Linked DNA regions of Mus musculus: all the other regions are linked to region 3. Evidence: chromatin loops called from intact Hi-C (ENCODE). Cell type or tissue: left cerebral cortex. All regions are shown on one strand. Region 1 holds the start of Lin28b (lin-28 homolog B (C. elegans)). Region 2 has its middle 15 kb from the start of Lin28b. Region 3 has its middle 69 kb from the start of Prdm1.

What was found. Peaks named below come from ENCODE experiments on the same cell type or tissue, not always from the same donor. Only the 100,000 strongest peaks of a DNase experiment are listed, where the experiment ranks them.
Region 1: it touches region 3 in a loop (5-fold over the local background); 4 of 42 quality-filtered maps call a loop at or near these places.
Region 2: a loop joins it to region 3, with 7 times the contacts of the local background. A loop is called at or near these places in 4 of 42 quality-filtered maps.

Annotation. Positions count from the first base shown.
Region 1 is chr10:45,468,961-45,476,960 of GRCm38, forward strand. Lin28b (lin-28 homolog B (C. elegans)) reads right to left here and starts at 1,241. Exons shown (of 5, transcript NM_001031772.2): 1 at 1,091-1,241; 2 at 77-258. The coding sequence starts at 1,100. In left cerebral cortex, no CTCF peak of the experiment used is centred here; a DNase peak (open chromatin) is centred at 4,869; H3K4me3 peaks cover 319 bases.
Region 2 is chr10:45,481,249-45,489,248 of GRCm38, forward strand. It overlaps a transcript of Lin28b not described here. Among named protein-coding and RNA genes, the nearest start is that of Lin28b, 15 kb to the left of the region's middle. In left cerebral cortex, a CTCF peak has its summit at 4,495; DNase peaks (open chromatin) are centred at 4,158, 4,497, 4,918, 5,192 and 1 more place; H3K4me3 peaks cover 2,108 bases; H3K27ac peaks cover 375 bases.
Region 3 is chr10:44,523,833-44,531,832 of GRCm38, forward strand. It overlaps a transcript of Prdm1 not described here. Among named protein-coding and RNA genes, the nearest start is that of Prdm1, 69 kb to the left of the region's middle. In left cerebral cortex, no CTCF peak of the experiment used is centred here; DNase peaks (open chromatin) are centred at 3,393, 4,081, 4,541, 5,718 and 1 more place; H3K4me3 peaks cover 1,524 bases.

The DNA.
Region 1 (8,000 bases), 950 kb after region 3:
ATATATATTAACATAACTACACACCAACTCCCAAGCATGGAATCCGGTAAAAAAGGGATTAAAAAGTCTGGCTTACTTGGTGTACAAATACATCCACTGGAATATCCAAGGGATTTCCCTCTCGACTTATCATGGAGATGAATCCGAATCCCATGCGCACGTTGAACCATTTACAGTGGCCAGTGCCATGCAGAACCTGGGGTTCGTCCTCTGCCAGCCCGGGCAGTTTTTCTGGCTCTTCACCTTTGCTTGCCCCGCCTGACACGGAAGAGGACAAAAGTCAGTTAGCCTGCATTTCTATACAGTGCTCATCTAAACAAAAAGTTTTGCTTGGGAAAAGAAGACATGAAGATTAAAAACAAAAGGTTGGCAAACATTTTCCTTCTTAAAAAAAAAATTGAAACAAAAAGGGTTAAAAGCAAAGCCAGGGAGGGGAAGCCACATTGCTGCACTGCTCACAGCAGCTTCCACGTTTCCGTACAGCCGCAGACTTTTTCATCTGGCTCCTTTCTCGGCAACATTCTACGGTTACAGCTTCTGACACTTCACTCACAGGCTGCTGATCTAATACTATTCCAATTTACAAAGAGTAATTTTTCAGCGAGATTGCTTTTCCTAGCAAGGAGAAAGAAAAAAAGAGAAATCCTAAGGATGGCTGGCTACTGGTTAATGCACATGAGGCAGACGGGAATCCCGGGGTATTTGCAATGTGCGTTCCCCTCCCCCTAACTTTCAATTAAAGTTAGGGTAGAATGGGGGAGGGGGCAGGTGTATAAAAGTTTTCTTGAACTCACTAACTGAAACTACACGTAATCACACACACACACATGCACACACACACACAATTCAAACAATAGCCCTCTGAAAGCTTTCCAAGTTGTGAATCAGTGTGGGCGGTACAAAACATTTTGGAGATCTGTAACAATAGGTTTTGCCAAAGCCCCACGGCACTCTAAGGGGGTGGGGAGATAATGCCCAGTATTAGGGTAATGGGGGAAAGGAGAGAAGGGGTGAAAAACTACGTGGTGGGGAGAAGCAGGGGAGAAAAGAAGAGAGGAATCACAGTAAAACAATAGAAAAGAAAATTAACCTTCGGCCATGTTGCCCCACCGGCCCTCAGCTTCAAACTCCAGAGATGAAAACTTTCCCTTTGGACCGGAGTGATCTTCAGCATCAGTCTAACATCTTGATTTTGTGCGATCACAAATTTAGTTCGCATGGTCTAATGTGCTTTCCTTCTTTTGATTTTTTTCTCTTCTCTCTCCGGTTTCTGGCCCCTGAGCACACGTGACTCTGTCAATTACATGCTTTCTTGCTACTAATTCACCTCGGATCCTTAAGGGGCTGGCAAGAGGAAGAGATAACCAATCGCCATTTCATCTGTGCTGACATCAAAATAATTTATGAATGAGCACGAAAAACTCAAACATGTTATCTTAAAGACAATCTGGGACGCTTCTTTATGATTAATCAGAATGCTGATTTTGTATTATTTAAACGAAGGGCCCTTGTGAATCGCTGGTTTAAAAAGGCAGTGTATGTGCACACGCCTGCTCTACACACAAGCTTCTCTAATCTCATAGGGGAGCCATTTAAATAAAGCAACTGATGTTATTATTCCCCACATATATACACCCCATAGGGATTCTGCTATTTCACAGCACCAAACCACCTTAGGGACATTAATATTTAATTTGTAGAGGAAAATACGCAATTCTTAAGTCCAAACTTAAATTTAATTATATAACAATTAACTTCAGATATTGGTAACATAAACCTACCAAAAGGCAAAAGCACAACTAATTTCAACCTGATTTTTTTTTCAATTTGAAATAAAATCCTACTGAAAAAAATCACTACTAATTTCCTATCAAATAGTGTTGCTCATATCTGAACATTTTTGAGAAGTATGAAGAAATTATACTTCACAGGTTTCTCCGACATCTCTTTCCGGGGGAGGAGATGTGATTAATGACTTCCTAAATTACAGCCCAGTTTTCCAGCCTAACGTAGAGTGAACCTCAATCAGCGGTGATTGTTCCCCAAGAGCAGGAGACTCAGCGCAGGGGGGGGGGGCAGGGGGGGCAGCGCAAGGAGGTAAAGAGGGATGCAGGAGAGGCGACTGTAAAGAAAAAAGCCTCCGCTGCTGGGGTGGGGGGTGGGGGAGGGCGCATAGGGGAAAGGTAAATCCGCCTAATATTAAGTGGACCCTGACATCTTAGAGGTCTACTGCCAGCAAGCAGGTCGGTCAAATGCATGAGACTGTAATAACGCAATGGGCTCCTCCTGTCCCTTCCTGTTGGCCCTCTGCATCAACACTTTTTGCTTTTCAAATTGTTTTTGTTGTGTTTGTAACCGTACTAACCACCTTATCGAATGTTTAAAAAAAAAAAACCAATGTATATTAACTAGAAGTGCTTTGTTTCTTTAAAATAAATTACCTGTTTTGAAACATTATAAGGCTTCCACCAGTCTTTCACTACCCCATCCCCCCATTTTCTTAAACAAGCAGTTTACAGAAAAACTGTAGATACCACTTCCCTTCTTCAAAGCTACCAGCTGACCCTCCCCCACCATGCCCGAACACCCCTCACCCCATCTCTCTAGCCAGCCCACACAGTGCTTCACACAAACTAAAATGTTGGGATTATGAAAAGTCCACACAGCACACCTATTAACACTCCTCCTCATGCTGAAAACCTAAAAATAATTGACTCAGATCTGAAATTAATCGATACATAAAGAAATAAATTATTTTCAGCTGTTTGTGATAAATGGTATCCAATCAAAACTGATCAATTTGGAAAGATTTTTTTTTTTAAATCTGGTCTTTCTTTTTTGTTCTCAGGAAGGAGGCAAGCTTTTATTTATTTTGAGAAGGATAACAATGTGCCAGCTGGTGGAGAGAAAAAAAAACCTTAAAATCCAAGGGATTTTCCAAGAGTAACAAGTCCCACATTCTAAAGAAGTTGTTTGCCAACCAAGCATTTACTAAACATTATCTTAATAGTAGAAATGGATTACTATCATACTTGTTATATTATACATTATAAACAATAAAAATCTAAATGTTATTTTTTGTAATTAAAATAAAATACCTTTTAAAAATCTAATATCAAATAACCTGGAAAAGTATCCAGGAAAATTGGGATAGTTTACCGGATATTTATGCAAAAGTCTCAAAAAGCTAACGGGCCCAGAAATTTTGGTTTCTGGTGAATTACATTTTATCTACAAGTTTGTTTTTAGTTATCGAAGTTTACTAGTAAGAATCAAACACACAGTAAATGGATTCTGGGTCCTTGCCTTCTTAAATCTAACAAATTTCTGATATACTTTAGTGTGTGTAAAGTAGGAATGCTTCTGCTGAGCCGGAATGGATGGTACAGTTATGGGATTCACAGTTGTACCTGATTAGGGGCCTCCGGTATTCAAAGTATTAAGGTAGGGTTCACCAGGCTGGTCACTGGTGTCAGAGGTTATCAATTCATTCATTTCCTGAGAGGGACATCAGCCTTTCAAGTTATGTGGAGGGTTTTTCCAATTGGGAACCCTGAGAAAAATCTCTAAAATTCATTGACAAAGAACTTAAGGCACAAGGATTTACATACCTTGGGGGTGGGCATAAAGAGAGGGAAATAGAGGTGAAGGAAGGCTAGAAAGAAACAGGAAAGAAGGAAGGAAGTTGGAAAGGGGGAGAGTTGCAGACACAATCTCATCAACTCAAGGATATGGCACTGTCTTTTAAATAGGTTCTGCCCCCTCCCCAAGTCTTTTGAGCCTTTTTATAAACTGACCATAAGCTCTTAAGGCTCAGAGTGCTTCTATCACATAAAATGATTCTTATGAGTCTCCTACAATGCTTTCCAATTTGTCACCTTCTGAAGTCTTCTGGTTTTAATTTTTTTCTCATTTCCTACTTGGTTTTAGTGCCAGAAAGACCCGCGTTTGACTAAAATGCATGTTATAAACCTTCAAAAGCCAAATGTTTCATAGCTTGATTTACCATAGCTCTTCCAAAATGTCTTTAGAATTAGCCCTAGTCCTACTCTGGCTCAACTTAATACCGGAGGGAAGGGATGACAAGCAATCTACCCCAAGTCCGCTGGATATAAGGCTTGGGTTTCCCAGTTTTTGTTTTTTTTTAAAGGTGGTCACGTTTTCTCAACTGAATTGCTCCGAAACAACATTCTGCAAGAAGCCCCGACCCTGCTCACCGTTAGAAGCTGAGTATAATTCTATTAGAGCAGAAGCAGTGTTTTGGTTCCTGTGAAAACTATAGAGGAGCTGAGGCACTGCTGAGACTAGACCTCCTGGGCGGTCACTCAGCAACTAAGCAGAGCTCAGCAGCTCTGCCTCTGTCTTGGCAGCTAGCACTTTCCTGTGCAGCTTCTGCCCCCAGAATCCCCTAGGCTCCAGGGCCCCAAGATCCCAGGGTCGGATTCTGGGGTTTGCATACCTGCCCTTTCCTTTCTTTTCCGCCCAGCCATTTTCTCACCTTTCTGTCTCCTACCCCCTTACCCTTTACTTAACCCTTATCCCACCATCTTCCCTCTAGAAATTCAGTCCTTCCACAGAAGGCTGATGTCTTACTAAGGGACTTTTAAACATTTGTCATCTTGTTCTTCAAAACAAACAAAAGAAGCCCTTATCTTCACCACTAGGACAAAACATTAGCCCCAATCTAGACCTTTTTTTACTGAATTTAAATATGTCCCATATATAATTTGATCTTTTACCTCTGAGATTCCAGAATGTTCTAAATCTAAGGAGACTCCGGAGAGACTCAGAAAGTGACTGCCCCCGCCCCCACCGGCCATGCTTAAAATTAGCAAGCTGCGGAGCCTGCAGTTGGGAGCCTGGCAAGTAGCTAACACATCAGCAGCGCCCGCCCGTCTTGGAAGGATCTAGAATAAGCGGAGGGCAGGAGGAGACTGTGGATTTAGGGACCCCGTTGGTTCCCGCATGATCGTGGGCAAAGGCTATCGACCTGCGTCGGGGGAAACCGATCCGACTCTAGCCACTCCCTGTGTTTCAGTGAAGTACTCCATGGTGGATTAAAACAGGGAGTCATAGGAAATGAAACCCCCGGCAAAGGTGCCCAGAAAATTAAGGCGTTTTGGTTTTGTTTCCAAAACCAAAATTCCGGTCTCGTTCAAATTGGTTTTTAAAACCCGGAGACAAAAAAAAAAAAAAAAAAAAAAAAAAAAGTTCTGACTTCAAGCAATTTTTCTTCTTAGAGTTATTCAGTTGTCAAAAATCTCTTTAAAATATTTTTTAGATGCCTTCTGAATTATATTGTTTGGAGACTAGTGTGGAAACATTGGAACTTACTACTATCATAAATCTAAAGTTTTTCATTTAAATCACTTTTACCAAACCAAGCTATTTTTAATTGTACTTTTGCAGTAAAACAAAACTTGGATGAACAGAATTCATAAATGAGGCATTATTTTAAAGCTATTATTTGTAAAATGTTATTTTGAAAATCTAGCAAAATTCCGTTACAATAGCATTTCTCTTGCAATAATAGGAAATAAAAATTGAGTATTACTTTTCTCACATATTTTCTAAACTATGTTCAACAAATACTTTTGTAAACTATTTTAGTTAAAGTGGTAACTTTATAAAAAATCATCTAATAATAAATAAACTTTATATAACTATTCAAAATATCACAAAAGAACTTAAATATAGGCACCATTTTCCACTTGTGTTACTTGCACATGTATGCTTCATAACCCAAGGATTACTTTATAGTAAATAGAAATGTCTGAATGTATAGAATGAAAAATACAATGTACACATATTTAATTCTCCTTCCCCTAAAATCATTTACAGGTTGATTATATAAAAGTTCATCTCATAAAAACCAAATAATCAGATGAAAAGAGTATGCTCTACCTCTTAGGATTATTTCAATATTTACTCTGAAGAGTTTACTGATCATAACAGAAATAGGAAGCTGGAAAAAAGGTGGGGAGTAGAAAGATGAGAGGCTTGGAAACAAACCCTGGGAAATAATCATGTAGCTCAAATCTGCAGGCTGGGACACCAGCCCCACCTCCATCCTGGCTGGCAGTCTCTGATTCCTAACTGAATGGCTGGGGCATCAAGTCCCATTGATAGTCAGAGCCTTTCTGCTTACAGCTCAGCCTGCAGAAACAACCTCCCTTATGTAAAAATGGTACCTCTTTTCTCCAACTTTCTTTTCATCAAGAAGAACAGAAAAACTTTATTGCAGTCATTCAACACATTGGTGTTAACATGTTTTCCAAACAAAGAAAAAATGCCTAAGAATTCAATTTACTACCAGAAAAACGCTATAATCAACAGTAAGAAGTGATATATTAATATTTGTAGCAACTTTTTAACAGTGAAACTCACTAGAGCATCATCAACATGTTGTTTCATTCCACAAAGATAGTGCTTGCCCAAGGCATCATTGACTATGGCTTTTCCATTAAAATACCTGATCCTTACTCTGGCTATACAATCCTTACTAGTATATTTAATATTAAAATATCATTTCATTATAAATCATTATAGTTTTGTGGCTCACAATTCTTATGGAATGTTTTCAAAGGTACACTAATCTACGACTCAGCCAGAGCCAGGTGTGGAGGCACACACACTTAATTCCAATTCCAGAACTCAAAGCAGAGCTGGGCATATTCCTGTGAGTTCCAGGTCAGCCTGGTTTACATGGCAAGTTTCAGGCTAGGCAGTGCCACATAGTGAGACCCTCTCTCAAAAACAAGACAAGAAAAACAAACCAACCAACCTTAGACACATTTTTAACTCATTAGGGCAAATGCCAGAGTAACATAATATTATCAATAAGAGTATTACTAAAAAAATCAATAATATAAATAATAAAATTCCATGTCTAAAGTCTAGGTTTAACTTCAAGAAACTCCATTTTACAATAGGATAATGAGCAGATTTTAGTAACTATAGTGAAGAGCAATATAAATGATGCAGCCTGCATTAGTGAAGCGAGGAGGCTCACAAGTCCACTTTACATACAGTGAATTATTTGAAAACACCATTCTATCTGTACTTTAATTCAACAGGTATTTGTTAACACCTACTGGGAATCACAGGAATGAATAAGCAATGGATTTTTCTCCATAAATATTTAAGTATGTTACCTGTTTGAGAAAAGAAAATCACAAAACCAAACACTATCAAACAGAAGGGTGGGGTAAGTAGAACACACCACCCACACAACTGTGGTGGAACAGCGGTTTTATAAATGGATATTCTAGATGGAGTATACTAGGTTGCAATGCCAATCTTCCCCATGTGGAAAAATCAAAATGGAGTCCTCACATATGCCAGGCACTAGGTTAAGTAAAACATTTAATTGATAAAACAGACTAACCTGGGGCTGATGAACCCTGGTTGAATGACCTCATCATCTTCTGAAGAACCTAAAATCAGAGAGTTCAAGTCAGTGCTACGACAGTTGCCTATTTAATGTCTGCTTCTGCAACTTACCAACACATTAGAAACAACAGATGTCCATATTTATACTCTGTGAAGTCACCTGCAAACTAGTCTTTACAAAATCACCTCGATGAGCTGATAACCGTTTGCCATAAACTTATCTGTTACTTCTATCAAGGGACATTGGCTTAAAAAAATAAATAAATAAAACAAGAGCCCTCAGATATAGTAATCACAATTTTATGATGTAGCTTCAAATATTTTGTTTGTTTGTTTGTTTATTTTGAGACAAGTTTTCTCTGTGTAATAGCCCTGGCCATCCTAAAACTCTCTTAAAGACCAGGCTGGCTTCTAACTCACAGAGAACCACATGCTTCTGGGATTACAGGTGTGAGCCACCACAGCTGGCTACGTTTTTAATACTGAATTTTATAGTTTAATTAAAGGATATCAATTTTTTTCACTTAAAAATCTAGCTAACCTACAATACCATGCTTCTTGGTAGAACTATCTAGTCAGACATATTTTAGAAGATAAATCATAAGAAA
Region 2 (8,000 bases), 960 kb after region 3:
AAATTTTACTGGCTTCATGTCTACCACCTCTTCAAAGGCTGTAATAAATAATTCAAATAAATAATTCAATCTAGGAATTTAAAACTTCATTCAACCAGCATACTGTCAAGCCTATGTGAAGGTAATGATAGTGTTACAACTGCTAATTGCTAAACAACTCTAAATTAAATGTAAACAATACAGTTGAGTTACAATACAAATGGGATATAGCAAAATGGTTTTTCTAATGCAAATATATGTACTTTCTAACAATGAAATAATAGTTTTATAACAGCTCAAAAGTCACATTAAAAGAAGAAAAAAACTGCAAAATTTGTTTCAGATGAAAGAGAAAATCAAACAGTGACAAGCTAGCTAGTAACAGGATTTTGAAGGCCCAGATTGTCTTTAAAATAGCTTCCTTTAGATTACACAAAGTGATTCCAAGTAAAACTGAATGGCTCTATGTAATTACAATGTTAGCAACATTTTATTTGACATATTTTTAGTTTTAATATACATTAATGCTTAAACTATTATGCTACCAGAGACAAAGTTAAATACTAGAACTTTTAGCATCCTCTAAATAGCTTGATTATTAAAAAACATTCTAGTTTAATAAAAACATGCTTGTGGTTATATTACTGACAATGAACTAATATGTTACTATATCATATTATATAAAAATCAATAGCATTTTAATTAACAGAGGTGAAACCGGGACTACTTTTTTCCTTTACAGATTTCTAAAATTTTTTTTTTTTTTTTTTTTTTTTTTTTTTAAAGATTTATTTATTTATTATATGTAAGTACACTGTAGCTGTCTTCAGACACTCCAGAAGAGGGCATCAGATCTCATTACGGGTGGTTGTGAGCCACCATGTGGTTGCTGGGATTTGAACTTCGGACCTTTGGAAGAACAGTCGGGTGCTCTTACCCACTGAGCCATCTCGCCAGCCCCCTGATTTCTAAAATTTTTAGTCTGCCAAAACATATCCTTCGTATGTAGTTCAAAATATTGTAATTGAAATGTTTTTGAAAAATTTGATAACTACTGCATAGATTATCTGAAAAACAAAAAAAAAGTAGCATTGTAACTCTGACATTCATAAATATGCAAATGCAACACTGGGTGGAAATATCTGAACAATCTGAAACATGTTCTTCCATCATTGGAACTAGCCATTCAACACCAGGTCTTTTTTCTATATAATTAAGCTTTTGTTCAAACATGGAAGAAGAAGAAGAAGAAGAAGAAGAAGAAGAAGAAGAAGAAGAAGAAGAAGAAGAAGAAGAAGAAGAAGAAGAAGAAGAAAACCTAGAAGCTGAATGCTTGAAAATGAGCCATATGCCCTTTGTCTTGGTTTGTCACCTTTGACCCTTAATTTGATCCTGCATATCAATTCATTCTATTTTTAGAAAATAATGTCAAAGTTCTATGCTTAAAATAGTACTTTTCTTGCTGCAATAATGAATTTGTTCATTACACAATCCTCTTCAGGTAATCTTGACAGTTTCTCACATCCTTCCTCCTGTCTCACAACGTAGAACTCCAGCATTATCAATCACTGTGACCACTTAAACTCTGATGTCTGTCTTGCCTCTAACAACATAAACTTCCCTGAAGTGCTAGATCAAGACAATCTCAAAATTTATATTCTTTTGGAAATTGTTCATATTGTTACTTCTAAATAGGACTTATTTCACATATAGTTTTTAGTTTGGTATTTGATAACCACACATTATGATACTGATTTTTATGGTGCCAAAATATAAACCTCAATCAAACTCGCAAATAAAAACTGATGTACAGCCTTGCACTACCATCAACTAAAATCACAGTTTGGGGGTTAAATTCATTGGTTGGCTAAACTAGTTTTAAAGTTTTGTTGTCAGGAAGTGACAGCTTTCAGAAAATGAGAAAATCTCTAGCACTGATCCTACTTATTTTATACTATTATTCAAAACCAATGCAGAACAGTAAATTAATATACCTTGGGAATAAATTGTCTTTATCATATCTTCTGATTTACAGTCCAATTGGGTAAAAATTCATTAAATGAAAAAAATATATAACACAAATATACAAATTTCTCCTTGAACCGCCACACAATTTCTGTGTACAGTTTTCAGGTAGATTGACTAGGGAACAATATGGCTGTCTTGGTTCAGCACTGTGGTCAGCGACTTCATAGACTCACCCTGTCAGAGGTTCAGCACAATACCATTAAGCATATGCATGGTAAGTTTTCAAACCAATATAACCCTATAAATCACATTTCTAGATATGGATGAGTAAATCAATTTTATATATCTATATATAAAGAATTCTCATTGTTCTGCTTGGCAGCAAGAAATGTTTGCTTACCTTGTAATTTATCAAAAACAGTGATTGTTTATAAAGAAAATGCATTACCTTTAAAGGACAAGAAAAGCAAGTATTGGTTCTAAAGCCTTTAAATACAACATCTTTAACCTTTTGGTAATTTTAAGACAAAAGAAAATTCTAAAATAGACCAAATAACCCTTTACCTACTGAAATACTTTAATGTTCCTTTCACGATAAGGAGCTTTAATAATGACCTCTAAGTTGACTCATCTCCATATTTCTATTTTTATCTTAATCAACTATGAACTAAGATGTATATAAGTCATCTCCTGATCAGAGCTTGGGAAAATGTGGTATCACTCCAACTATTTTGAAGATACCAGTCCCTGCACCTATAGAATGCCATGAATATACCTTTTGTTTAGGAGTGGATTTTCTCTTCTATTAATGAATTTTAAAGTAGTATAGCAATCTGTTATGAAATCCAAACGTGACCAGATCAGATACCAATAAAGATTAAAGTTTCAAACAGGTAAGACAAGACCCACCTACCTCTTCTTTCATCAGAGTCAATACAAAAACTAAACTTTTATCCACGGCTTTACTCAAAGTTTAGTGGGTTTGGGAAGTTACATGTGCAACGCCCTTTAAAATAAGTCATCCTGAAAACTAAGCATAGGTGTTTTGGATCTCAATGTGCTTTATTTACAATGACTCTGGTTCAGAGTATTTTGTATTTACCTCAAGTTTAATTTCACAACAAATTTTTCATTCTTTCTCAAAGAAGTTTGGTTACAGAACATATATTAAAATACACTCTTATTATTTGAAAAGGGTAAAAGGGTCATATAATCATCAGATCACTGGTCCTAAATCTATTGCAAAGTATTCATAAACAGTTCATTCATATTAGCAATCTGCACTAAATATATGAAATTCCTTAAACACTTAAGATATTTTATTATCAAGAAACAAATCAGCTGATCCTACTTGTAAATCAGGAAACTCTAAAAATCTTCACTCATGAAAATCTTCCTTCCCTTGTTAAAAGCCTGTGGCAGTTTAATTCCTCGAGGTCTTTAAGAAACCAGGTACATTTACACTTCAGTAGTTCATATACATAAAGAGAAATAAACATTATTATTTAATAAAAATATTTCTCTGAGAACTCTCAACATGAACTAGGAACTTATTACTAATTTAAATGGAAATTGTTATATCATATTCTTTTGAAATGAATTAACGTACAGTCTAATTCAGTTCTATCAAATCTCAAATACTGAGGAGAAAGATGTCATCTCACCAATTTACATTTATTAAAATTACAAAATTGACACATTTCCAAGGACTTGGATTGCTAAAGGTTTACTTTAAAGATCTATCTGATAAGATCGTGACATTTTATTTACTATTTATTTTATTAATTTACTGTTAGACTTTAACATTTGTTTTAAAAGGCCATTTTTCATTAGTGGTCAGCTAAATGTTAAACACACAAAAATAAAACATCATAATTTTGTGATAGGTGAAGAAAAAATTATTTTTAGTTTTCCAGAAATATTGTAAAATGTTTTACATCATTATAATACTAGATAGATGTCACTGCCACCTCACTACTACAATATTTTTGACAAAAAAAAAAAAATCCCTACAATAATAAGAGAACACGATGTATTTTCTCTTGCGTTTACAATTCTAACCATAAAAATATTTCCGGGAGAAATTACGTCTGTGAACAGTAATATTACACGACAGCTTAAAACCTACATATAAAAACAAACCCATAGAAAGGACCTCAAGGAAACACTGGCACGTAAGATTTCATCCTGCTACGTGAAACAATCCAAAATGGCGGACTTACTATTACTTACATTTAAGATATTTGCCAATAAGGGAACTAAATGCATATTGCAAGATGTTGCTCGGAAACTCTTAATATTTATCAATTAAAAAAAGTTTTCGGAGTACAAATCCTCATCAAGAACCCGCATCCACTTCTCGCAGTTAACGCTGCTGCATTTCTTCCCCGGTTTTATCCTTTTTTCCAACACCACCGACGTCTGTTTCCCTCGCATCTCTTCCCATCCTGAATTCTAATTCACAAACTGAAGTCACCCAGCCAGCCCGAGCGCGAAGGCTACCCGACGCCCGCCGGTACAAAGCGGCCGGGCGTGCGGCGAGCGCGGAGGGCAGGTGCGCTCGCCCCCTGGCGGGAGCCCGCACTCGAGGAGCCCGCACCGCGGGGCGAGCCGCCGAGACCCCAGCCCGCACCGCCCGCGCCACCCACTCCGAGCCCGCCCGAGCCGCGCACGGCGAGCCCGGGCGGCCGCGCTGACCGCACCGCGCCCACCCGCGCCCAGAGCAGGGACCCCCAAGGTGTGAACCCGGAAGTACAAGCACGGCCCGCGCCTGGAGCGAGAGAGCGGGAGGACGGCGGGCTGCGGCGCTCCGTCCCGCACGGCAACTTGTCGCGGGACCTGTCACACCCGCCGCTCCGCGCCACGCCGCGCGGCCCTTCCGCTCTCCTCTCTCCCTCCCTCCCCACGCTGGCGCCTCAGCGCCCCGCTCCTCAGCTCCCAGCTCCGCTCGACGTTGCTCACGTGCGACACCCGCACCCGCGCGCACCCCGGGTCCGCGCCCGCGTCCTCGCCCGCGCGGCCGGCTGCTTACCTCCGCGGCCTCATGGTCGTGCTGCCCGGCGCGCTGGCGGAGGGGAGAGAGAGAAAGGGCGGCGGCGGCCGCCGCGAGCCTGTCACTTCCTGACGGAGCTCGGCCGCGAGGGCCGGCGCATGGCGAGCCGGAGGGCTGTGCGCGCCGAGTGCCAGGGACCGGGCGGCGTGGGGGCCCGAGCGGCTCGACCCGAGCCCTGCGTCAGGCCGAGGCTCGCGCACACCTGCCCGCCGCCGCTCCGAGCCGCGTCATTGGCTGCCCGCGCCCAGCGCGCGAGATTGAACCTTCCATTCATTCCGGGGGCCGGGCGTGCGCGCGCCGCCGCCCCGGGACTCCTGCCCCGAGCGCGCGCGAGCACGCGCTCCCACCCGACCCCCATCTCCTGACCCGCTCAGGCGCGTCCCCGAGGGCCTGGGGCGCTCACGGCCCGCGGCTCCGCGGTTCTTCGGGAAGCTTCCAGAGCCGCGGCCTTTCTCTCCGCGTCCTGTCGCGCGCCCCGTGGGTCGCAGGGAGCACGCGCGATGGAGGCAGCGGGCGCACTCTCCGGCTCAGTCCCGCACTCGGTACCCGGGAAAATAAGGATGCGCGTTGGCCGTAGCCGGCGCCTCGGGTCGGCTGCGCAGGGGCGAGCCTGCCTAACCGTGCAGTTTGGGGCAGTAAGGACAAAGTGCATCTGATCTGAATCCAATGAGCTGCATCCACCAAGTCAGAACTTCGAGGGACCTGGCATCCTCTGTGCCTAGTAAAATGTATATTCGACCCCCAATTCTGTTCGACTTAGTAATTGTCCCATAGCAAGCCCTTAAGTCGGCGGCCAGAAACGAGGCTGTGTGTGTAGTCCGGGTATAGTGTCCCACATTACTGCTGTCGCTCCTGTTTTATTTCTAGTATTTCTTAGTTCTCTCTTGTCAGCAAGTCCTCATTCCACTCTCACAATGATAGTCAGCCAGCTGCAAAAAACATACACAGACATTTAGCCTTGAGAACCGACTATTACTTGGAATTAAGAAAAACAGATGAAATATTTCACAAAACCAGTTTTGTTCAAAATTAAAGTTGTAAAACTTTGAAAATGACAACAAAGGCTGACTAACTGCATGGCGCCCTCACTTAAATCACCAAACCATTGCTATGTCTATAGTCTTTGAATGTCTGGTCTGGGATTCAGATCTCATTTCAACTATTTGCAGCATTGCCTTCCAGGACAGGGCATTTCTGGTTTAATGGGTAAGATACATCAGAAAGCTGATCGGAATTTAAATCCTATTGTGATTCCTCTAAGAATTAACCAATTGACTCCTTTGAACTCATACCCAAGATAGTGTCTGCTTCTCCCTTGAGTCAGTGGAATGTGATTTATGATAAAAGATACCTTGTCATTGGCAAATACATGAAGCATTTCTTACATAACTTACAGAGAACAGAGGTTTCTATTCCTTAATCTCTCTCTCTCTCTCTCTCTCTCTCTCTCTCTCTCTCTCTGTGTGTGTGTGTGTGTGTGTGTGTGTGTGTGTGTGTGTGTTCAAGCATGTGGAGGTCAGAGGACACCAGACAGGGGTCAGTTCTCTCCTTACACCATATGGGTGACAGAAATTGAACTCAAGTTGGAGGAATTGGCCGCAAGCACCATCATCCTCAGAGCCATCTCACCTGCCTAAAAGATTCTTTTAGCAGCAATACTTAAAATCATTGTGTCCTTTAATTGTAGATGCTCTGTTATAACGCAATGTTACTTTGCAATATGATTTTAAAGATAGAGGAAGGGATGCAAATGTGATTATTAAAATGAAAAAACAAAGCTATTAATTATTTTATTACCATATGAAATGTGACATACTGACTTAGCACTATAGCAATTTCTATTTATGTGTGGTATCTACAAATGATATACATATAGAATGAACTTCGTTTTTAAATAACTTTTAAAGGGCAACACTTTCAGTACAATTTAGGTGTGTTAGGTATATATGTGATAGCCGTTTAGTCCTAAGAAGAGTCTGACATAAACCAAAATACATTAAGATGTAACCCAGAGTTGATATCTTAAGTAACCAACACAAGTCGAGTTTTTTTGTTTGTTTATGTCAAGTCATAGCATTATACTGCTGTCACAGAAGTGAAAACTAAAATTAAGATTTTAGTTTATTAATTCATGTTGGGTATTAGGGAAAGATTGTAGACTTGAGTTAAAAAAAAAAAAAAAAAAAAAAAAAAACCTTCTAAGGAATATTTCAACAAGACCAAAGCAGATTAAAAAGTCGAAAGACAGGACTCTGGAGAACTCTTTCTAAAGATGGATATTTTGAATTGGAGTCATGATGATAACTTGCTTTGCTCATAGAATGACCTCTAATAATTATTCCCAGAGATTGTTGACATGGTCTCTCTTAGCCTTAGTTTTGCTTGCCTACAACAGTTTATATAGGAGCGCAAAAGAAGTAGATATGTTTAAGTTATACATTCACTTGGACTACATTTAAAATAATCAGCAAGGCATTTAAGAACTCGGAAGTGCAGCATGTTGTATCTCTCCGGCCCTTTACTTTCTATGATTGGCAAAGTAAATCCCAGACACCATGTCATTTTACTAAGAAATGACAAGTGCTGCTTTACTGTTGAAAAGTTAGGCTTTTTACATGTTTTTCCTACTCTGAAACATTTTTGAAATGAGGGTTTACAAGTAACATTTTGATGGAGAGGAGAGCTATAACAAGAGAAATCTGTTGTCCCACAATCATGGGAATGAGCTGTCTGGAATAAAGGTGCGTCCAGATCAGCTCCTCACTGGGCTGTAGGGGAGGCTCCTTTCCCAGCCTCTCCTTGCTTGCTGCAGATGTTGCTTGGCTGGCAAATAGCTTTTTCCCCTGGTGCCACATCCCACATCATCTTTTCTCTGTACATGTTTGTCTCTCTTGTCCATATTTCCCCTTCAATATGGATGCTAGCATCTTAGATTATGTCACAACGTTCACTGCAAAGATTCAATAACAAAATAATGAAACATATAGGTACTAGGGTTAAG
Region 3 (8,000 bases):
TCAAATTAGTAATAAAGATACTTAGAATTCATTGATTCAAGCTACTTATAATTTGCCATTACACAAATTAATGTAAAAAGAGAAACTACCTAAACATATGATTTTCTAATAGGAAGTTTCTAGACTCTTAACAACCAGTTTACTTGGAAAGTTTTGTTCCAGCACACAATATCATCTTAATAACTGAATTAGTTACAGATTGACGATTTGCTGTCAGATGCTAATTAGGCATTTTCTTTTCAAGCAGTGACCCCCATCATTACTAAAGCTTAAAGTATCCTTCCATTTAAAAGAAGCAAACTATTTTTCTTTTACAGTAATAATGTTCAGCACACATGCTTTTGTTCACATATTATCCACATGGTGTGTTAGGAGCCACAGAGCCACATTTAAAATTTCATTAGGAAAAACCCCACACACACTCAGCTCAGGCAACTGCTGAGAGACAGCTGCTAGAAACAACTTCCCACTGCAATGCTGTGTGTAGAACTTTGTAAAGGCTACAAGGAAGTGTGGCTAAATTTGGGGGAGAAAAAAAATCTCCTTCAAATTCAACTATATTTTGAAGGTCATGAATCTTAATACATTTAAGATTTTAGTGTAGAGCAAAAAAAGCTTTACTGAAATCGAGGCTGTATAATTCTTTTAAAAAATATGTACTCAGAAACTTTCATCTAAATACTTATTCTAAAACCCAGAAACCTATATTCCCAATCAATGCTAGGAAGTTGTGATGCCCCCGATGACTTTATCATTCCCAACAAATCAGGAAACAATCCAAAAATTTTCCTTTCAAAAATGCAAAATGCATGGGCTAGGAACTTTTTGAGGGCAACCTCTCTGATCTACTTCCGTGTTAGAAGGGCTGAGGAGTCACTGGCAGCAGAACCCAGAGAACTTTAACATCATCACCTGCAACCTTCAAGGGGAGCTACCCGGAGCTATTCCTATATATAGATCAACACCAAAGTGCCAGGAGACAGACCAATAACATTTGTTTATAACTGACCGAAATCATTTTATCAATTAAACCTACATCAAATTACATTGGTATAATAAGACTGAAGAGGAAACAAACAGAAATAACTTAGGACACATTTAACCCTGGTCTAGCATTCATTCTGCATGAAGGAACTTGTTTGTGAACGGCTTTCATTTATCAATGACCTTTACATTTATCAATGGGACTTATTTTTTGAGTGCTAAGTTCCTTGTCTTTGCTCCCTGTGTCATTTATATTAGATTTCCCACTTAGGAAGATTCTAAGGCTCAGACCTCTATCAGCTGTCAGTGAACAGTATTCTCATAGAGTTAAAGAAATCTCAGTCTGAAAACAAGCAGCTATGTTTGGAGCAGAAGTTTGTTTTCTTGTAACCCAAAGAAGACAAATCAAAACCTAGTGTGTGACTCTAAGGCAGGAGATAGCCTATTTGGTTAAAATAATGTTTACTTTGTGTCAGAAACAAAGGATTCTAGTTTCTGTCTGCCAAAGTGGGTAATTTTAACTCTACCTGTCCCTAAGAGGCATTGTTACTAGAAAATAAGGAGGACCCAAAAGGCTCCAATGGAGAGGGGTTCTGAAGAAGACACAGACAGCACAATGTAATGAATGTCCTCTTGGCCTTTAACATTTAAAAACATTGAAAACAGGCACTGAGATCCACAAAAGGGTGATAGGCTATTTTTACACAGAAACTGATTTTTGCTAAATGCTTTTTGAAACATGGCATGTATTAAAAACACCGTTTAAGCCATAAGAATTTTCGCCAGTGGATTTGCTAAGTACTGTAGAGAATAGCTTGACTTCCTGCACCTTGTAATGTGTACGAAATGGATAATTTATAAAGACAAATCTGTACCGTGCAGCATAGAGTCTAGAAGAACATCAAGCTGTAAGAGCAAAAACTAGATGCAGGAGAATGTCCTGTTTAGTTTATCCTGATGTCGTATACTTATATTCAAATCAGATAGGCCAGATTGCTAGTTTTACCACAGAGAAAAGCTAGCAAACATTTCATTTTTCAGACAGCTATTAGAGAAAAATCTGTATTTATGTTTATATTTCAAGGTACAAAAAGTTTGCTAACATTAATTCACATTATGTATATTTAAAAAAAAACTATAGTTAGCCAAAAACAAAAACAAAAAACCCTGCTTAGCCATCTCTAGGACAGTCAGTTTATGATAAAACAAACAAACAAAAAACAACTAAAAAACCAAACTTAACCAACTGGGAACATGCTGTGTTTTAGGGATTTCACTTTTTTTCAGTCAGAAACATTTTTTAAAATTGAATTTCCCAAGAGCTGAAGGAAATGTAGAGAGGTCTAGAATAAGAAGGGCCCTAAGCATCCTACTGCAAACTTTTCCAAGGCAGAACCAGGAAGTGGTGCCACTACTAGACTCTGGAACAAATGTTCCCGGTGGCTTTGTACCACAATGTTTAAAAACATCATATTTTAATTTCAGGCCTTATAAACTAAAGATGTCCCCCCCCCCCAAACTAATTACACTATTATTTTGGATCAGAGTTTGCGGCTGACAACATCTGTTAGAAACTCAATTGTGCTTCCTAATTAAAGAACTAAGTCTAGTTGATGAAAAAAAAAAAAGTTTAATTCAAAGGGAGCTGTAATACTGTGAAAATAACCAAATAATTTTCCCCCACAAATATCCTCCCTGGGAGAAAGAGGCTTTCAGTGGGAACAGAGCTTCCCAACGGTCTGTGTCGTGTATCTACTGTTTATTTTATTATTTTTCCTATTTACTGGGTCTTTCCTGTTACTTTATTTACAGCTGAATACTCACTTAACCAATGTTTTTTTTTTCCCCCTCAATTATTCCTCCTCTGCTGTTTTATTCAGCAAAGCAGAATAGTTTCAAAGCAAAGCAGTTTCAAGTCAGGCCTTTCCCTTTTGTTCTGTTTACAAGTGTCTGTTGAATCAAAACATTTAAAACTTTAAATAGTAATCCTTGAAGGTTCCTTTTAAAAAGAAAGGAAAAAAAAAAAAAAGTAAATCCTCGCAGAAAACGCCCAGGCTGCTTGTGAAAGAGGCAGCGCATGGTTCATTGATCCCATAGTGAACGTGACCACGCTGGGTAGGTACTCAGAGCTGGCACCTGCCCAAGCCCTCCTCTGCCTGTGCCTAACCTCTATGCTTGCCAGGAACCGAGAACCTAAAAAGGTGCGAGTAAGGTGAGACGTAACCAGGAACTTAAAAGTGTCATCCTGAGTAGGACTCATCTCTCCGGATTTCAAAAATCGGAAAAGGTAGCTTGGCAGCTCCAGGCGCTGCCCTCCGGGCCACCCCTCCAGCTCTGCGCCCCTAAGTTCAGCGCGATTGCGGTGCTAGCGGTTAGCGAAGGTGCGAAGGCTGGAAAGCTCGAGTAGCCCCGACTCTGGTTTAGACTGCCTGGCTTGCTCACCAATTACACTAGATTGCAAGCCCAGCAGCCATCCACGCGGCAGAATCTGCTCTGCACTTAGGAAGTGGCAGGCAGCACCCTAGCCAGTGACAGCGGGAACTCCGGGCCAGGCCAGGAGTTCTCGGAAAGTTTGTCTGCACAACCCATTCCTCCCTGAGCCTGGAGGGACGCGACACAGAAAGATCCCTCTGGTATCCTTAGGGTCTCTGTCAGCACCCTTGGTTCTCTTTATCTCCGAACGAAAGCAATCTCTGGGTCATCCTAAACCCACTCACTCCTTCTTTGGTGACTTTAAAGAAAGGGCTCCAGTTCAAAGAAGACGCACAAAGGGTGTGTCTGCTCCCTCTCACCTACTCGAGGGTCTGGCAGCACCAGTGTTCCTGCAGAACAGCTGTCCACCCCTCCCCCGCCTCACCGCCCCCCCTCCCGCCTTTAAAATAATTTGCGCAATCGTGCACTGCGTAGTCTAATTGCAAGCCGCTAGCTGCGAATTCCTTTTTCAATTTGAACCAGTCTGGACTCTCCCTCCTCTGGGTCTTACCTTGTCTCCCTAGCCTCCCACCGAGTCTCCGTGTCCTAATGGTGGCATCTGGGACGTGTGACACCCCTGATCCCCATCCCCAGAGTCGCTCTGCTCTCTGTCTCCCATGTCCCTCTCCCAGCATCTAAAACTTTGGGTGCTGTTTTTGCGCTACCGAAGAAGAGTAAACGTAATTGCCCCTGTTCAGTTGGGGCAGGCCTTTTAGAATTTCCGACATTATATTAAGTTTACATTTCAAAATAAGGTGTATCCGATTCTGCGTTTAATCAACCAACGGGTGACACGAAATTCGACGTTTTCTTTGAACAGACTGAAGGGAAAGATCTAAGGTCTTCCCTTCCATCCACAGACTGAAGGGAAAGATCTAAGGTCTTCCCTTCCATCCCGTTTTAAATTTTTAAATAATGAATGCCGTCGGAGGAATGAAGCAACAGGAGGTCCCCTCTGGTTTACTGTCCCCAACACTGGAAATCTTTCCCCACACTGATATCCTAATTTAAACACCACCCCGGCTCCATTCTTTGAAACCCCATTTCTTAAGGTAGCAAGAGTAACGTTTTAAAGACCTTGCACTGTTCCACGGCTCTTCGCAGTCCTAAGCGGCACACCTGAGCAGCCCGGGCAGCTCCCGACGACCTCCGGCTGCAGAACCTTCAGTCTTCCCTGTGGCACGTTTTCTGTGCCTCAACAAACTCCCAAAACAAGCAACTTCGGTGAATGCAAACTAAGCTTTCTCGGGAGAAACGTCAAGGCAGCTACAATCCGTCTCTGATTACACAAACATACCTAAGGGCAGGTTGGAGAGTGACGAGGGCTTTGGGGGTGGGGGTTTGTCTGCTCAGAGGTGGCTGAAACCAGTTTTCCCATTGTTATTTAGCTAAGAAAAGCTAGCTTTTGTTTTGTGGTAGATATTAGGGATTAAAAAACGCCAACGCCACAGTTCCCAGGAGTCTTTGAGATTATGGAAAAATCTAACCTCAAGTGAGGAATTTGGTTCTTTTAGATTACAGCACCGAATGAAGTATTAAGATTTTTATGAGGAAAAACGTCCAGTCACTTAAAAATTTTTCTATAGAGGCTGGAGAGGTGGCTCAGTGTGTAAAGGCGCTTGCTGCCAAGTCCGAAGACCAGGGTTCATTCCCACACAGTGGAAGGAAAGAACCGACTTTCACAAGTTCGCATCGTGGAATGCTCCCCACCCAAAAACCTAAATATCACTTTAAATATTACTAAGAACTGACGTTGCATCCTGCTACCTGCCCTGTATTTCAGTAACTCAGCTCCCCTCTGGCGTCTGTCAAAATAGGAAAAATGGCAACAGCAACGTCGGAACTTATTGGATTTTGCTCTGGAAACCCAAAACTTCAGATTCCCTCCAGTTATCATTGTGCACATTCGCTTTAATGGAAGGAGGCACACAGTCCTGATTCCCTCTTTGGCCTGCAGAACAGAGCTAGAAATCCCATCGTTCCTGGGTCCATTGGCCACACGTGTGCAAGCGGCTCCCGCAGCTGATGGAAGGTGGCTCATCCAGCAGTGGACGTGTGAATATGTGAGGGGACTTTGGGGGGGTGGCTGGAGCGCACCGGGCTGCAACCCACTCTGTGCTCTGATTCTCATAGTACCAGCCGGGCTAACTCGCCTACAACCGGCGAGCAAGGCTCTGGAGGACCCGGTCGGGTCCCAACCTGGGACCTCCAGGATTGGACAGCCTCTAGCCACGTGACCAGCACTCCGCTCGCTCGCGCCCCGCCCCTTCCCGCCGCTCGCGCAGTCCGCGGAGCACTGCACATACCTGGCACTCACTTTCACTTTCTGCGCTGGAGGTTCACGCACGAATGATAACTTTTTGTTTTGGCTCTTTTAGATTTTTTTTTTTTGAGGCAACCAGTGCAAGAGGAAGACGTCGGAGGAGAAACGAGTCGAACCCGTTCATGGCTGGGGGTAGCGTGGGAGGAGTAGGGAGGTTGCGTGGGGGAGCGGTTCTTGGCGGGGAAACCGGATTGCTCGCCTTACAAGAGCACAGCTGTCTGAGCTTTTGTGTCCGTGAAATGTCCTGGGAAGTGACACCCACCGCCAGGGCATAGCAAGCAAAAGTCTCAAACAAGTAGAAGCTCCATCCTTCAAACCCTGATATAATCCTTTGTTTATGAGAAGGAAAACCTGCCATGTAGTTTGCTGGGTTAACTGAAGTTAAAGGGCCTCTTGTTAGCCCACGTGGGTGACTTGCTTGGCATTAGTAAGGCAAAAATCCAAAGAATAGTCTCTGCTAGCTCTGGGATCAGCGGGTGACTCAGAAGCAATCCAAAATGTTTGCCCACGTACTCCGCAGCGCTTACCTATTATCTGTGTGCAGCTGACCCTCTAAGATGCTCCCCATGGCCCAAGAAATCTCATCTCTTGGAAGTCAATAGTCCAGGTCATGTTGTTTATTATACAGAGCTTAGTTAACGTTTTGTACATTTTACCTGTGAAGTTCTGGCACATAGCATCAAATTGCCTTCCTCCCTTGTCCATTTTCTTTTCTTATGCAGCACCTTCATCTTTAACAAGCCAGGGAAGTTGTAACAGGAAGATTGGGTTTTAGAAAGAAAATTGCTTTGCCTTCTTTCAAAAGATGTCTCCACCACTTGGTGGCATTTAACAGGTTCTAAACTGAGTCCTTTGTTTTTGTTTTGTTTGTGTTCCTAAAGAGTAATAGGAAACCAACTTTACAAAGTGTGGACAATTACCTAGTATAGTTTCTGGTACAAAATAAACGCTCAATGGATTATTATTACAATTGGGTTTACTCTCCTCCTATGGAGTTTTACCTGACTGTGCTAGTGGCCTTTCTTTTATTTTCATGTAGAAGTTTGATTAAGGAGAAAGCAAAGCTCATAAAGCAATTTGCTTCAATCATGTGTTGTGATAAGTAACTTCTACTGGCTAACTACATGTCCTTTTGAAAGTAGTTCCTCAAATTTGTTTTGAATATATAATAGTGCCTTTGAATTTTCTTAACTTCTCCCATGCACTTTTACCAAATGACAGAGTTAGGCTTATACTACTAGTTATTTCACAACTAAACATGGTGACTTTTAGGGGGAAACGCTATTATTTTCTCTGGGTAGTTAGCTGAATGTCTATCATAAAATACAATCTAGAATAAGAACTAATTACATACAAAAATTCTTTTTTTTTTTTTGCTATCTGGGGAAAAAATCACATAGAACAGATATATAAAATTTTAACTTAAAACAGCTGTGTTTTGGTCCCTGGTTTGGGGACCAAGCATAGGTGGAGACTGGAAATGAAAGTTGTTTTCTCTTTAAAACTAGTATAATTTCTGCTTGGTAGAAATGCAACCTCTGGGCTGGGGATGTAGCTCCCCCCCCCCCCCCCCGTTTTAGAGTCCTTATACTGATTAGCATGCATAGTGCCCTCCCCAAGTTGGATCTCTGGAAGGAGGGGGAGGGGGAGAGAGATCTGAGTCCCAAATTTTGTCTTCCACATGTTTAGAGAGATATATTTCTCTATATCTCTCTAACTATAAATAGATACACACATGTATATATGAACATACATATCACTTTATATACACACCCATCACCTCTCTGACTACCCCCACCCCCACCCCCCCATTCTAGCTGTCACTTAGTTTAACCTCCCAGTTACCCTATTGGGCAACTCTGGGAATTGTCCTGGGAGTTCTTTTCTCCTTCCCCAGTGGCAGCCATCAAGACATGCCTAGTTTAACTTATTACAATGCTACGGATGTGTCTCTTCCCTTCTTTTCCCACTGCTCCTTGCTTTGCCTCCTCTCTGGCTACAGCAGCATCTTCAGAGCAAGGCTCTGCCATTACCTTTCTCTCCAGTGCCGTTCCTTGAGTGGTTGATCTAAGAAGCACATCTGAACATGACACTTGCCTTTAAAGCTTCCCATTACTTACCAGATAAAAACCTAAGCTCTTTGCCCCAGCATTCAAATCCTCTTTAGCTCTCTCTAGCTTTACTTTTCTCTACTTCCTGCCCTGACTACATCCCGGCCTCC